2 separate regions of the Homo sapiens genome follow, and region 2 is linked to region 1. Evidence: chromatin loops called from intact Hi-C (ENCODE). Cell type or tissue: IMR-90. All regions are shown on one strand.

Region 1 (8,000 bases):
CTGGAATTACAGGTGTGAGCCACCACACCTGGCCAGATCTTTCTTAATACCTCAAAACAACTAGGAATTTGGGCTGGGCATGGTGGCTCACGCCTGTAATCCCAGCACTTTGGGAGGCCAAGGTGGGTGGATCACTTGAGGACAGGAGTTCAAGACCAGCCTGGCCAACATGGCAAAACCCCATCTCCACTAGAAATGCAAAACCTAGCCAGGTGTGGTGGCACACACCTGTAATTCCAGCTACTTGGGAGGCTGAGGCATTTGAACCCAGGAGGCAGAGGTTGCAGTGAGCTGAGACCACGCCACTGCACTACAGCCTGGGCAACAGAGCAAGACTTCGTCTCAAAAAACAAAAAAAAACAGCTAGGTTTGGCTACAAAGGATTCACAGGGTATTGGAGACTGCAGTTGGAACAGAGTTTTCCCAAAAAGCAACAGGGCTTCTGCCTCCTGGGCTTAGCAGATGTGACCTTGGACAAGTTACTAAGCCTTTCTGAGCTTCATTTTTCTCATCTGTAGGATGAGGTGTCTCCAGGTTATTGTGAAGATGTGTATATGCGGTGCTTTATGAACCACAAAGCTGCATGTGGTTGTCAGGTTCCCTCTTCTGGCCTTGTGAGCTGGAGACACACACACACATTTCTCCCCAAACTGTCTCAGCCCCCAGGCACCTACTGCAAGGACTCGGGGATCGTGCAGAGGTGCAAAGGAGTCGTGCCCTCCTCAGTCAGCACATTAGCCTTGGCTCCGAAGGTCAGCAGCAGCCGCACACAGTCAAACTGGGCTCGGGCACAGGCCTCATGCAAGGCAGCGCGACCCCCGACACGGGCATCCAGCTCAGCTCCCTGCCGGATCAGGTGTCGAGCACAGTCTGTGTAGCCTCGGGCTGTAGCGATGGCGAGGGGTGCCGTCTGCTTGGTCTTGGGGGTCAGCACCCAGAACCCTAGGGAGAGCAAATAGTTTTGGGAGGTGGTGTATAAGACAGGGCAGGGCAGGGAGTGGGGATGCTGGTTCCAGCTGACAGCTGACACTGGCCTTCCCTCTGCATGGTTTGCTGAGCACAAACACTGCCAGGCTGTACCTGTGGAAGGGGGCTTATTCAAGTCCTGAAGTGGAAGAATAAATTGGAACAGCCTTTTAATACAGCTTATCAATCTGTAACAAAACATAGTATGTGTCATAAAAAAATTAATTGCTGTATAAAACCACAGGGGCCAACTAAGTAGAGTGACTCCCATTAAGGAAATCTCAGCGTCTTTGAATGGCTAATAGTGTCAAAGGCTTGTTCACCTTGGGGCCTGGGGTGGTGGCTCACACCTGTAATCCTAGCACTTTGGGAGGCCAAGGCGGGATGATCACTTGACCTCAGGAGTTCGAGATGAGCCTGGGCAACATAGTGAGACCTTGTCTCTTTTTTTTTTTTTTTTAGGCAGGGTCTCGCTCTGTCCCCCAGGCTGGAATGCAGTGGCGCTATCTTGGCTCACTGCAAGCTCCGCCTCCCGGGTTTAAGTGATTCTTCTGCCTCAGCTGCTGAGTAGCTGGGATTACAGGTGCGCACCACCATGCCCGGCTAATTTTTCTATTTTTAGTAGAGATGGGGTTTTACCATGTTGGTCAGGCTGGTCTCAAACTTCTGACTTCGTGATCCGCCTGCCTTGGCCTCCCAAAGTGCTGGGATTACAGGCGTGAGCCACTGTGCCCGGTCAACTTTTAATTCTTAAAAGACATACAGACTGCTAACCCTGCCTCATCTCTGTTTAGGAGGGAGCTAGGATAGGTGGTGGAAAGGGCTGCTATAGTCTGTGGTCTGCAGGGAAGGAGGGGCCTAGACTCTCCCCCTTCCCCACCCACTCCCCTTCTTTCTCCCTCCTCTTCTGCCCTCTTCTGGTGCCCCCTACCCTGTTCAGCCGACCAGGCCAGCTGGTTGCTCACAGTCTCCACAATCATGTTGGCGGCCTCTTCATCTTGGAACAGGGCTTGGACCTGCTGCAGGTTGCCGGAGAAGAGGGCTTGGTGGACAGCTGGGTCTCGGCAGGAACGGTGAGGCCTAGTGAGTCGGGCCCGGGGACTTGACGGGCACCTGCGGCTCCGGCACTGCTGGGCAGCCGCCCGCCGCCGGTCCTCCCATTCCAGCCACTCCTGCTGCAGGCGGAGAGAGCGCAGCATGGAGGAGGTGAAGGGGAAGGTCTCTCTTGCCATGGATGGGGCCCAGGGGTTTGGGCAGTGGCACCTGGGCAGAGCCAGGTTCCCTCGACCCGACTACCTCCCTTGCTCTGAGGAGCCACCCTGCCCCCGCCACCGTGAGCCAGAGAAAGCAGCAGCTGAGGCTATAAATAGGTCCTTTGCTGCTCTGGTAAACATGGTTTGCTCAGAGTCATGATCCTGGTGCTGAGAAGCTGCTGGCCCAACCCCCAGCCCAGGGTGAGGGCCAGCCCCTGCCCCTGCCGATACCCTTTGGTTGGTCAGCAGGCCCTCAGCTGAGGCCACCCCCGAACCCCAGCATCTGCATCCACCTTCATCTCTAGAGCGAGCATCTTGGGTTGGCAAGGTCCAGGGTGCGCAAAAAGGTCAGTCATGGAGATGGGCAGGGCTGGGAGGAAGACAAGGTGCCTCCAGCCTCTCTGATGTTGGCTGGAGGGCAGGAGCCACCATTGGCCCACGTGGAGGAGAGAGGGCTGACCTCAGCACAGGAGGTAAGGGGAGGTCAAGGCAGAGTTACTGAGAAGGTGAGCAGCTCTTCCCAGCATCTGCAGTAACAGCAATAACTCTGTACATATGCACAGAGTTTCACGGTGTTTAAATCACATTCATATCCACCTTCACCCAGGGGATCATACTTCCCAGCCCACCCAATAATTAGTAAACTTGGTTTGGACAATAAATGAAATTATCACAGTTGAATGCCCCTGAGATGGGTGGTCTTATCTCTGTTTTACAGATGAGGAATTTAAGGCTTAACAAAGTAATCTACTGGCTCAAGGTCACAGTTTGTGAGAGGCAGAGCCAGGACCCCACATAGATGGTGTGCTTTGGGCCAAGAATGGTGGCTCATGCCTGTAATCCTAGCACTTTGGGAGGCCAAGACAGGAGGATTGCTTGAGCCTAGGAGTTTGAGACAATCCTGGGCAACACAGTGAGACCTATATCTTTTTTTTTTTTTTTTTTTTTTTTGAGACAGAGTCTCACCCTGTCTCCCATGCTGGAGTGCAATGGCACGATCTTGGCTCACTGCAACCTCCGCCTCCCGGGCTCAAACGATTCTCTTGCCTCAGCCTCCTGAGTAGCTGGGATTATAGGCACCCGCCACCATGCCCAGCTAAATTTTGTATTTTTAGTAGAGATTTAATTTAGGGTTTCACCATGTTGGCCAGGCTGGTCTCGAACTCCTGACCTCGTGGTCTGCCCGCCTCGGCCTCCCAAAGTGCTAGGATTATAGGCGTGAGCCACCACCCCCTGCCTCTCCATCTCTTAAAAAAAGAAGAAAAAAAAAAAAAGATGGTACACTTTTTGCCTTCAGCTGCTGCAGCCACCTGGCAGCCTCCCCCATTCTCCAAGCAGGACAGACTAGTCTGTAGAAACTGCCTTCAATCATCCTTTTTTTTTTTTTCTCATGGTGTCACCCAGTCTGGAGTGCAGTGGGGTGATCTCGGCTCACTGAAACCTCCGTTTCCTGGGGTTCAAGTGATTCTCCTGCCTTAGCTGCCTGAGTAGCTGGGATTATAGGTGCATGCCACCATGCCCAGCTGATTTTTGTATTTTTATTTATTATTATTTTTTTTTTGAGATGGAGTCTCGCTCTGTCACCCAGGCTGGAGTGCAGTGGCGCGACCTCGGCTCACTGCAAGCTCCGCCTCCCGGGTTCACGCCATTCTCCTGCCTCAGCCTCCCGAGTAGCTGGGACCACAGGCGCCTGCCACCACACCTGGCTAATTTTTTGTATTTTTAGTAGAGACAAGGTTTCGCCGTATTAGCCAAGAATAGGATGGTTTCGATCTCCTGACCTCGTGATCCGCCCGCCTCGGCCTCCCAAAGTGCTGGGATCACAGGCGTGAGCCACCGCGCCCGGCCGATTTTTGTATTTTTAGTAGTCGGTTTCGCCATGTTGGCCAGGCTGGTCTGAAACTCCTGACTTCAGGCGATCTGCCCGCCTCGGCCCCCCAAAGTGTTGGTATTACAGGCGTGAGCCACAGCTCCCAGCACCTTCAATCATCCTTGATTTATTTTTTTAACCCAGCTGCTAAGGGGGCTCACATGGCCGGCCTGAGGAGAGCCAAGGGGTTGAGCTGGAAACTCTGGGAATGGACCTAAGATGTTTAAGCCACAGACCTGTTCACTCTTAGGAGAAAGCAGCTGTGCTTCCAGGAGCCTCTAGGGGGAGGAATGAAGCCGTGAAACCACACAAGCTGGTGTGCCTGCCAAGCTGGGGAAGGGGAGGGCTCAAAAGCTCTGCTCACCCTGAGCTCACTCAGTGCACAGCGGCCTGCAGGCAGGGCTGGTCTGTCCCCTCTGCATCTGGGGCTCCTCCTGGCCCTTCTCCCGCTGCCTGTCCTGCCTCCTGGCCCTGCAGCAGCACCTTGCCCAGTGATCTTTTATTTCTTCCTCTCCCTAGGCCCTTCCCATAAGCAAGTTCTAGCTCCTGTTCTTACATTTTCAGGGACTGTCTCAAGTTCAGCCCCTCGATGTAATGCCTTAAACCTGGATCAACTCAGTCTTTCACCTGGTGTTTCTTCCTCTGGCCATATCCCTTCTGCTCCGCTGCCGGAATGATCTGTCTAAAATGGTTAATTCCCTTGCTTAAAAACTTCTGCTGCCTTCCAATACCTGTCCTTTCATTTTTTTAAAATAGGGCTCCAAATCCTGGCCTCAAGCAGTCCTCCCAAGTCAGCCTCCTGAATTGCTGGGATTACAGGTGTGAGCCACTGCACCTGGCCTGCCCTTTTCAACTAAGCCCCCAATTCCTTGGTTTGGCCCCATGCCACTCACGTAGGGTAGGCATCCTCATCACGCACGGCTCCCCACAACCGTTCCCTGTCAGGCCATTCCCTTAGCTCAGAATTCCCTCAACACCTTCCTGAGGATCTACCCCTAAGGTCACCTGCTCTGAGAGGTCTCTTCAGCAACCCATTGCCTGACTCTTATAGTTCCAGCCACTGCCCAATCTGCACTCCTGAAGGACTCAGGGGCACGCTGTAAAGCACCTATCTATGCTGTTGATGTGGGTCTGCCATGCTGGATGTGGGCTCCAGAGCAGGCCCTGGCAGTCAGAGCACTTGGCTCATGGCAGGCGGGCCTCTTATGTGTAGTGCATTGAACGAAGGTCCCTGTTCTCTGCCAGAGCAAACATCCATCCACCCGCCCGCCCAAGTGGGTGGCAGCAGCCTGGGCTTTTTCCGGCATTGCCCCTACTCTACTGTTCACCTACTCTCTGCCTGGCTCCAGCCTCTTGGTGGCAGTCCAGGGTGGGGGATCCCAGAGGAGGAATTAGATCATACAAAGCAAAGCCTGGAGGTCCTCAGAGAAAGATGCCTCTATAAATGCAGCCTTGATGAACCCTGTTGGCACCCATTTGGTGTGTTAATTGCCACATCAACGGCCTGGCTGGGCACCCACAGCTGGGTTCCCAGGGTTGAGAATCTGGCAAGGCTGGGTGAGACCAAGAGAGGCCAAGGCAGGTGGGTGTCCCCTTCCTCCCTGAGGCACACAAGAGTCATAGCCTAGCCCCTCCCCTGCCTTCTTGCCACACAGACCTGAAGGAGCTAGGTACCCTAACAGCTTAGTCCCAAGATACCACTGTATTCAGTCCCCTTGTCTGTAGAGTTAGCTTCCTGAGGGCAGAGAAAGGAGGCCTTGACTTCAACCTGGAGGGAACAGGGCCAGGTGATCAGATGCCCAGCCTGCCTTCTGGGATCTCAGAGCCTGTGGGGTAGTGAAGCACACAAGAAGCCAGGATGTGAGCGTGGGATTGATCAGGACTGAGCAGGGGGACCGGGGCTCATGGGTGTCAAGAATGGGGAATAGGCCCAGGGCAGAGGGGAGCTTTTATTTTTTTAGAGACGAAATCTCCCTATGTTGCCCAGGCTGGTCTCAATCTTCTAGGCTCAAGTGATTCTCTCACCTCAGCCTCCCAAGTGGCTGGGACTACAGGTGCATGCTGCCACTCCCAGCTGTGGGGGTTTAGGTGCAGGAAGATCCCAGTGTAGATGGGGAGTTAGCAGGGAGTGGAAGGTGGGAGAGAAGGAAATGTATGGTAGGTTCAGGTAGAAAAACCCAATGGGAATGTGAAGGGACCAGGGTGCAGGGGAATTAGCCCCTTCTTGCCCTGGCCTTGTGGCACAAAAGCCTCTAGAACAGGGCCCTGCTGTAATCAGCAGGTAAGTGAACATGGAGTTCTCAAAGCACTTACTCACTTCAGCCTTAAGACTGGGATCCAGTGGGGCACTGTGGCTCACACCTGTAATCCCAGCACTTTGGGAGGCTGAGGTGGGAAGGATCACTTGAGCCCGGGAGTTCAAGACCAGTCTGGAGAACACAGCAAGACTCCATCTCTACAGAAAAATGTTGTTAATTAGCTAGGCGTGGTGGCACGCACCAGTAGTCTGTTACTTGGGAGGCTGAGATGGGAGGACTGCTTAAGCCTAGGAGATCGAGGCTGCAGTGAGCCATGATCACACCACTGCACTGCACTCCAGTTTGGTGACAGAGTGAGACCATGTCTCTAAAACGACGACAACAACAACAACAAAACTGGAATCCATGGGATCAGCCTCTTTGGGAAAAGGAGATTAACGCTTCCCCCCAGAGGAGTGCCAAGCCCATGCCCATGGAAGGCCTCTGTCTCCTAGCTGCTTAGTGCAGGCTGAGGCTAAGGCAGGAGGGGCTGGCTGTCAAACAGGGCTATTTATTATTTTATTTACTTATTCAAGAGATAGCATCTCACCACCTTGCTCAGGCTGGGCTTGAACTCCTGGGCCCAAGGGATCCTCCCACCTCGGCCTCCCAAAGTGCTGGGATTACAGGCATGAGCCTCCACACCTGGCCCAAACCGGGCTCTTTAACCTGCCTCCTCTTGCCCATGAGTTGGGAGAGTTTTCCCAACTCCTCCTTCCAGAAAGGAAAACAAGGTTGGCAACTTGGTATAATTAGACCTTTTACACCCCACCCATGCCTCTTGTCCACCTCTAGTCCGAAAATTGGTACAGAGAAGTCACAGCAATGAAGAGTTGCTTGGCAACAAAATTTTATTTTATTTTACTTTTTGAGATGGAGTCTCGCTCTGTCACCCAGGCTGGAGGCAGTGGCGCGATCTCGGCTCACTGCAAGCTCCGCCTCCGGGGTTCACACCATTCTCCTGCCTCAGCCTCCCAAGTAGCTGGGACTACAGGCGCCCGCCACCATGCCTGGCTAATTTTTTGTATTTTTAATAGAGACAAGGTTTCACTGTGTTAGCCAGGATGGTCTTGATCTCCTGACCTCGTGATCCGCCTGCCTCGGCCTCCCAAAGTGCTGGGACTACAGGTGTGAGCCACCACGCCTGGCCACACTTGGCAACAAAATTAAGTAGTTTGAGATCATATCCCAAAGTATAAAATAAATACCTGTAAGTCCATGCTGATATAAATGGATGAATGAATAAATAAGGGAGAATAGGCAAATCTCCCATGCAGAAGAATTCCAAATAAACTGCCGGGTGCGGTGGCTCACGCCTGTAATCCCAGCACTTTGAGAGGTCGAGGCGGGCGGATCACAAGGTCAGGAGTCCGAGACCATCCTGGCTAACAAGGTGAAACCCCGTCTCTACTAAAAATACAAAAATTAGCTGGACATGGTGGCGGGCGCCTGTAGTCCCAGCTACTCGGGAGGCTGAGGCAGGAGAATTGTGTGAACCCGGGAGGCAGAGCTTTCAGTGAGCCAAGATTGTGCCACTGCACTCCAGCCTGGGCAACAGAGCGAGACTCCATCTCAAAAAGAAAAAAAAAAAACAAAAACCTGTGTAGATATTCT
Region 2 (8,000 bases), 290 kb after region 1:
GAGACGAAGCTGGAGGCCGTGAGAGACAACAACCTGGAGCTGGTGCAGGAGATCCTGCGGGACCTGGCGCAGCTGGCTGAGCAGAGCAGCACAGCCGCCGAGCTGGCCCACATCCTCCAGGAGCCCCACTTCCAGGTTCCTGGCTGCTAGGGCTGGGGTGAGGGAGCAGGAGGTGGGTGGACTGGGGCATGCTGCTGTTGGATGGGCCAGCAGGAAGTTGGATCTGGGATGGGAAGAGACCCGGGACACTGCCCCATTGTCCCTTCTCTTCCCACCACCCCCCAGTCCCTCCTGGAGACGCACGACTCTGTGGCCTCAAAGACCTATGAGACACCACCCCCCAGCCCTGGCCTGGACCCTACATTCAGCAACCAGCCTGTACCTCCCGATGCTGTGCGCATGGTGGGCATCCGCAAGACAGCCGGAGAACATCTGGTGAGGACTGGGCAGGGCCAGAGGTGGTGCTGGTGAGGGTGGGGGGATTGAGAATAACCAATGAACGGACAAAAAAGGCCAAGTGTGGTCTGAAGATGAAGATGGGGCCAGCTTTGTGCAGGGAAGGATTGATGCAGCAAAGGGTCGGGGGAAGACCCAGGAGACCATAGACACTGCACACACACCTGTGTCCGCACCTCTCCAGTCTGCCCACCTCTCCCCTCATTAGTACCTGCTGTAAGTGAAGAATTTAGGCAGAAGGATGGAGGAGGACTTTGTGAGGGTGGGGGTGGGTGGGTAGGGACAGGAATGGAGGAGCTATTAGGAGACTATTTGAAGATTCTGACTTGGAGCAATTGGGGCCTCATCTTACACTCCCTCTGACCTCCAGGGTGTAACGTTCCGCGTGGAGGGCGGCGAGCTGGTGATCGCGCGCATTCTGCATGGGGGCATGGTGGCTCAACAAGGCCTGCTGCATGTGGGTGACATCATCAAGGAGGTGAACGGGCAGCCAGTGGGCAGTGACCCCCGCGCACTGCAGGAGCTCCTGCGCAATGCCAGTGGCAGTGTCATCCTCAAGATCCTGCCCAGCTACCAGGAGCCCCATCTGCCCCGCCAGGTGGGCCCCTCACCCAGCACAAGGCCCAAGGGATGGCTGAGCCTCCTGGCTGTCAAGGTTGCAGGTCTCACGGAGGCCCTCCTCTCCTACTGGTTTCCTCCAGGGAAGATGGGGGTGGGACCTGCAGCCCAGGGGCAGCTGACCGCAGCCGCCGACAGGCCTCTGCCGCTGCTGCACCTGCACATGCTCCCACATTGGCTGGTATTATGCACGCAGCCACAGCCTGGGGTACAAGTGTATGAGAGAGCGCCTGCATTATGGTCAGCGTTCTTCACGTTTGTGCGCGTGCGCAGGGTGGGGTTGTCATATGTCCTGGATAGCTGTCTCCTGGTTGGTCAATTCTGGGGGTGTGGCTGCTCTGTCTCCCTATCCTATTGGGTCTCTCGCCCTCCACCAGAGCCCTTCTCCAAGGGGAGAGGGTGAGTGGAGGGAGGGATCCAGGATTAGGTGCCAGGGTCCTGTGCCCTACTTGGTGGTCCCGCATCCTTGGTCCTGAGATCTGAATCCTGTAGTACTAGATGCAAAGGGAGGTTGGCACCAGGGAGGAGCATGGGCAGGCCTGGAGGCATCACTCCTGCAGGGGGACAGTTCCATTGCCCCTTAGTCTCTGTGAAAAGAGGGGGCATGGGGTAGACCTCCACCTGCAGCCTTCTGCTGACCCTTCCCCCGACCCTTTGCTGATTCCTGGGCCCAGGTATTTGTGAAATGTCACTTTGACTATGACCCGGCCCGAGACAGCCTCATCCCCTGCAAGGAAGCAGGCCTGCGCTTCAACGCCGGGGACTTGCTCCAGATCGTAAACCAGGATGATGCCAACTGGTGGCAGGTGAGCTGCGGGCACCCCCGCATCTCTCCAGGTATGGTGCATGGGAGGGCGAGGGCACAGGGAGGGGTCCTCTTGCTCAGGCAGATCTTGGTCTCATGTCCGTTTTAGGCATGCCATGTCGAAGGGGGCAGTGCTGGGCTCATTCCCAGCCAGCTGCTGGAGGAGAAGCGGAAAGCATTTGTCAAGAGGGACCTGGAGCTGACACCAAACTCAGGTAGGAGGTCCCCCCTACCCCACACCTCCAATCTGGGATCCAACAGGGCCCTGTCTGCCTCACTCACCCATCTCCCTATGGCCAGGGACCCTATGCGGCAGCCTTTCAGGAAAGAAAAAGAAGCGAATGATGTATTTGACCACCAAGAATGCAGGTGGGTATCAGAGCGCCCCCTCCCTTACCCTCCTCTAACATGGCATGCCTTTCCCTGTCCCCACCCATCACCTGTGACGACGTGTGCCTGGCTCAGATGCTGCCAGCCGTGTCCCTAGGCCCTGCCCGACTCCCCCCTGCTCCCCTGTTCCAAGCCCTCTTGCCCTCAGCCTCCCTGAGAGCTCCGCCCCTCCCTCACCGTGCAGCCTGGTGAGCAGCGCCATCTCCCTGTGTCCAGAGTTTGACCGTCATGAGCTGCTCATTTATGAGGAGGTGGCCCGCATGCCCCCGTTCCGCCGGAAAACCCTGGTACTGATTGGGGCTCAGGGCGTGGGACGGCGCAGCCTGAAGAACAAGCTCATCATGTGGGATCCAGATCGCTATGGCACCACGGTGCCCTGTGAGTGGGAGCTGGGCCCTGCTGAGTTGGGGACAAGGAGCAGGGCTCCCCTGGGGCCAGGGCTGGGCCCACCGAATGGGCATCTTCATGGGCACCAGGCCAGGTGGTACCTTTGGGTACACGGGTTGGGGTGCACGCCCTCTGTGGGTGGTTAGGGGAACTTCAGGCTCAGGAAGGGTGAGGGAGGTGTCCAGCCAACAGGTGGCCTAGCGGGCTGGGCTGGCGTCCACTTTCCTTCTCTTGTTTCACTTGCTAAAAGCCATGAAGAAAGTGAGTGCCCAGCTGTGCACCCGGGTGAAACAGGCTACGAGCTGCATGTGTGTAGCCTTGTGGAAGACAGGGCTTCTTAGTGGCAGAAACAGCGGGGGTGGTGGAAGCTCCTGGCTGCCAGAGGCAGGACTAAGAGCACTGCCCTGGTCTGCTTGGCTCTTGCTGTGTGGCTTTGGGCTGTACATTGCCCTTTCTGGACCTCAGCCTCTCTTCTGTGGGCTCTGGGCTGGACCATGATTACCAGCTCATGTCTCTGTGTGTGCCAATGGGGAGAGTGGGGGGCAGGTGTGTGCAAAGGCAGCAGTGCTGGCAAGATGGGGAGCAGACTGCACCTCCAAGGCTGGGAAACGGGGGCCTGGGTAGGGGTGCATATATGTGTCTGAGGCACTGTAACCTGCCCCTGCCCATTTGGTCCAACCTACCCCCATCCCCCTAGACACCTCCCGGCGGCCGAAAGACTCAGAGCGGGAAGGTCAGGGTTACAGCTTTGTGTCCCGTGGGGAGATGGAGGCTGACGTCCGTGCTGGGCGCTACCTGGAGCATGGCGAATACGAGGGCAACCTGTATGGCACACGTATTGACTCCATCCGGGGCGTGGTCGCTGCTGGGAAGGTGTGCGTGCTGGATGTCAACCCCCAGGTACCGCCACTCTGCTCCTTCCCAGCCTGCCCAATGTCCTCTCTGCTGCCTCATTGCTCCCCCATATAGTTCCAGACACCTGTCACCTGAACACGCCCATGTACCCCCTTTGCCCTCAACTACTGCTAGAAACCCAGCCCACCTGGAACCTTTCTCAGCCTTCCAGAGTCCCCACTCCTCCTCTAGTCTCCTCCAGTCACCCCAGCCACCTGCCAGCTGTTTGTCATTTGTCCCAGGACTCATGTCCCAGACCCCCGGGCACCCTTTTCTCATCCACTCCCAAGTGCTCACCCCAACCCCAGTTACCCTCACAGCCTTTCTCTGGTTCCTAGGACAGACATGGGGATATACTCCCTACCTTGCCTTCTCCTTCTGCAGGCGGTGAAGGTGCTACGAACGGCCGAGTTTGTCCCTTACGTGGTGTTCATCGAGGCCCCAGACTTCGAGACCCTGCGGGCCATGAACAGGGCTGCGCTGGAGAGTGGAATATCCACCAAGCAGCTCACGGTGAGGGCTCTGAGGTGTGGGGGAGGGGTCTGATAGCTGCCTAGGGTGGTGGGGGACAGGCCTGAGCTGACAGAGAGAAGGAGGTGGTGTTGGGGAGGGACAGGGGCCTGCTCCAGTTATCAGTGAGGCAGGACGTGGTCCCCCCTGCATAGATGTGGAAGGGGAGGTCTGAGAGAGGAAGTCCAAAGTCTCAGAGTGAGCCAGGCACACACCTAGCCTGGGATACATGTGCTTCTGACTCAAGGCCCCCGGCTCAGCCCACTCTGCAGAGACAGAGTGCTGGCCAGAGAGAGTTCCCGAGGGCAACTGGGAGAGGTGGGCTGGAGGTGGGCCAGGTGAGCTTGGGTTGCTTACAGCTGGGGGAAAGCTGAAGGGTAGGAGAAAGCCAGAGGCGGGAAGGCTGGCTGGAGGGCTGAGTCAGCGTCAGGGAGCAGGCAGCGCCTGGAGGAGAGGCTTCAAGGCCTCATTGCAGAACTCCAGCCCCATCCTCCTTCCTATGTCTTGCTGCGCCTTCCCAGGAGGTGGAGGGTTTGCGGCGCTCTGAGCGCAGGGGTCCCTCTGCTGGCCATGCCTGGTGCTGCAGCATTCCGGCCCCAGGTCAGAGCGTGCCTGGGGCCCAGGAGAGGCTGTCTAGGCTGGCACCCTTCTGCCAATGACCCCCTTAAGGAGCTCTGGACCTTTGCCTGATCCCCATTCTGGGCACCTCCTCCTTGGCAACAGGTGTGGCCAACTGGAGCTGTTGGGATGCAGCTAGCTTCAGCTTATTTAAGTCAGTTGTCAAGTACCCTTCCTCACCCCTGCCCATCCAGCTTCCACTGGGTCGAGGGTGGGGTTGCCCTGGGTACTTGTGGATTGCCCTGGTACCAGCCTGTCTAGCTGCATAGGTAAGGCAGCCTAGTCAGACTTGAGGGAGCACTGGCTTGAGAGTCAGGCAGACCCTGTTTAGCCACTGACTGGCTATGTGACCTTTTTATACCTTCATTTTCTCTGCTATAAATGGGAAAGAATTAATCCTATCTTGCAGAGCTGTAGTGAAGATTATGTGGCATGCAAAGCATTTAGGGGTGTGATTGGCAGTTATTAAAGCTTATTTCCTCCCTTTCACTCACCATCTGTGGTTGATGGTGAGCCACTTTGAGGCACGCAGAGAGGGGCCCCTGCCTCCCTAGCCAGGGAGTCCACACCAGGGTTGGGCTTTGGGGAGGGGGAGTGGGGGCAGCTGTAGCTCCTTCTGACAGTGGGGGTGAGTTGTGGGCACTGACTGTAGGGAGGTCCCCTTGTGCCTGGGCAGGAGGCGGACCTGAGACGGACAGTGGAGGAGAGCAGCCGCATCCAGCGGGGCTACGGGCACTACTTTGACCTCTGCCTGGTCAATAGCAACCTGGAGAGGACCTTCCGCGAGCTCCAGACAGCCATGGAGAAGCTACGGACAGAGCCCCAGTGGGTGCCTGTCAGCTGGGTGTACTGAGCCTGTTCACCTGGTCTTTGGCTCACTCTGTGTTGAAACCCAGAACCTGAATCCATCCCCCTCCTGACCTGTGACCCCCTGCCACAATCCTTAGCCCCCATATCTGGCTGTCCTTGGGTAACAGCTCCCAGCAGGCCCTAAGTCTGGCTTCAGCACAGAGGCGTGCACTGCCAGGGAGGTGGGCATTCATGGGGTACCTTGTGCCCAGGTGCTGCCCACTCCTGATGCCCATTGGTCACCAGATATCTCTGAGGGCCAAGCTATGCCCAGGAATGTGTCAGAGTCACCTCCATAATGGTCAGTACAGAGAAGAGAAAAGCTGCTTTGGGACCACATGGTCAGTAGGCACACTGCCCCCTGCCACCCCTCCCCAGTCACCAGTTCTCCTCTGGACTGGCCACACCCACCCCATTCCTGGACTCCTCCCACCTCTCACCCCTGTGTCGGAGGAACAGGCCTTGGGCTGTTTCCGTGTGACCAGGGGAATGTGTGGCCCGCTGGCAGCCAGGCAGGCCCGGGTGGTGGTGCCAGCCTGGTGCCATCTTGAAGGCTGGAGGAGTCAGAGTGAGAGCTAGTGGCCACAGCTGCAGAGCACTGCAGCTCCCAGCTCCTTTGGAAAGGGACAGGGTCGCAGGGCAGATGCTGCTCGGTCCTTCCCTCATCCACAGCTTCTCACTGCCGAAGTTTCTCCAGATTTCTCCAATGTGTCCTGACAGGTCAGCCCTGCTCCCCACAGGGCCAGGCTGGCAGGGGCCAGTGGGCTCAGCCCAGGTAGGGGCAGGATGGAGGGCTGAGCCCTGTGACAACCTGCTGTTACCAACTGAAGAGCCCCAAGCTCTCCATGGCCCACAGCAGGCACAGGTCTGAGCTCTATGTCCTTGACCTTGGTCCATTTGGTTTTCTGTCTAGCCAGGTCCAGGTAGCCCACTTGCATCAGGGCTGCTGGGTTGGAGGGGCTAAGGAGGAGTGCAGAGGGGACCTTGGGAGCCTGGGCTTGAAGGACAGTTGCCCTCCAGGAGGTTCCTCACACACAACTCCAGAGGCGCCATTTACACTGTAGTCTGTACAACCTGTGGTTCCACGTGCATGTTCGGCACCTGTCTGTGCCTCTGGCACCAGGTTGTGTGTATGTGTGTGCGTGTGCACGTGCGTGTGTGTGTGTGTGTGTCAGGTTTAATTTGGGGAGGAAGCAAAGGGTTTTGTTTTGGAGGTCACTCTTTGGGGCCCCTTTCTGGGGGTTCCCCATCAGCCCTCATTTCTTATAATACCCTGATCCCAGACTCCAAAGCCCTGGTCCTTTCCTGATGTCTCCTCCCTTGTCTTATTGTCCCCCTACCCTAAATGCCCCCCTGCCATAACTTGGGGAGGGCAGTTTTGTAAAATAGGAGACTCCCTTTAAGAAAGAATGCTGTCCTAGATGTACTTGGGCATCTCATCCTTCATTATTCTCTGCATTCCTTCCGGGGGGAGCCTGTCCTCAGAGGGGACAACCTGTGACACCCTGAGTCCAAACCCTTGTGCCTCCCAGTTCTTCCAAGTGTCTAACTAGTCTTCGCTGCAGCGTCAGCCAAAGCTGGCCCCTGAACCACTGTGTGCCCATTTCCTAGGGAAGGGGAAGGAGAATAAACAGAATATTTATTACAAATGTTAGAATATATTTCTTATACTAGGAATCTCATTTGCATTTGCATAGACTATACACATGGGGTGGAAAGGCCAGGCCTGCCCCCATCTCGTTGGTGTGGCTCTGCGTATACTACACACTCATTCTCCTGCTCCTCTTTTCCCTTAGTCAGTGTCCTTTCATCCTGATTCAGCTCTGCCTTGCATCACCCTCAGCCTAAGGGAGTGGGAAGGAAATGGGGTGTTTTCTTGCTGACCTGAGGCTATAGGGTCACTTGCCATTTCCTACCTTCTCTGGGGGATTTGAGGGTAGAGGCAGGGGAAGATCTGTTGTTGCAGCTGCTTCTGCCCCCTTGATCCAAATGACCATCATCTCTGATGGAGATGGGTTGGGTACCTGGCCTTCATGGCACCTTCACTGCTAGGGATGCTCAAGGGGCAGGCCTGGGGCCCTTCCCTCCTGTCTCTTCTCGGTCTTTCCTCTCTGAGCAGCCTCCTACCTCCCCTGCCTGAGCCCTCACTCCACAGCCCTCCCAGGTACCTAGCAGAGGCTGTCAGTCCTTGGCTCACCTGGAACAGGGCTGGGGCTGGGTTGGAACAGGTGTGTGCCCCCACCACAGCTCTATGACTCTGTTCTCCCTCCCTGCCATTGTGGACTCTTGTATTTGAGGGACCTCAAGAGAGTGAGGACCCTACCATCCACTGTCCATATTCAGTCCCAGCCCCAGTGCGCTTCCTCTGTTCCCTCCCTCAGCCATCCAATTCTTGAGTTTTCTCACTGATTGGTTTTCTTTCTTTTTCCTTGGATTAAATGTGAAAGCAAAGGCTTCTGGCTCTGCTTTTCTT

Evidence for each region. A loop is a pair of places that touch in the nucleus more often than their neighbours do. Peaks named below come from ENCODE experiments on the same cell type or tissue, not always from the same donor. Only the 100,000 strongest peaks of a DNase experiment are listed, where the experiment ranks them.
Region 2: a loop joins it to region 1, with 11 times the contacts of the local background. A loop is called at or near these places in 5 of 110 quality-filtered maps.

The regions. Positions count from the first base shown.
Region 1 is chr17:44,164,988-44,172,987 of GRCh38, reverse strand. ASB16 (ankyrin repeat and SOCS box containing 16) reads right to left here and starts at 2,284. Exons shown (of 5, transcript NM_080863.5): 1 at 1,898-2,284; 2 at 675-942. The coding sequence starts at 2,198. In IMR-90, a CTCF peak has its summit at 4,369 (motif pointing right); a DNase peak (open chromatin) is centred at 4,387.
Region 2 is chr17:43,875,338-43,883,337 of GRCh38, reverse strand. MPP2 (MAGUK p55 scaffold protein 2) reads left to right here. Exons shown (of 13, transcript NM_005374.5): 4 at 1-135; 5 at 286-435; 6 at 827-1,054; 7 at 1,749-1,880; 8 at 1,989-2,094; 9 at 2,180-2,248; 10 at 2,486-2,647; 11 at 3,354-3,556; 12 at 3,935-4,063; 13 at 5,355-7,978. The coding sequence ends at 5,531. Among named protein-coding and RNA genes, the nearest start is that of MPP2, 28 kb to the left of the region's middle. RefSeq lists enhancers at 590-1,089, 1,090-1,591, 4,463-4,757. In IMR-90, CTCF peaks have their summits at 2,806 and 4,618 (motif pointing left); a DNase peak (open chromatin) is centred at 4,547; H3K27me3 peaks cover 546 bases.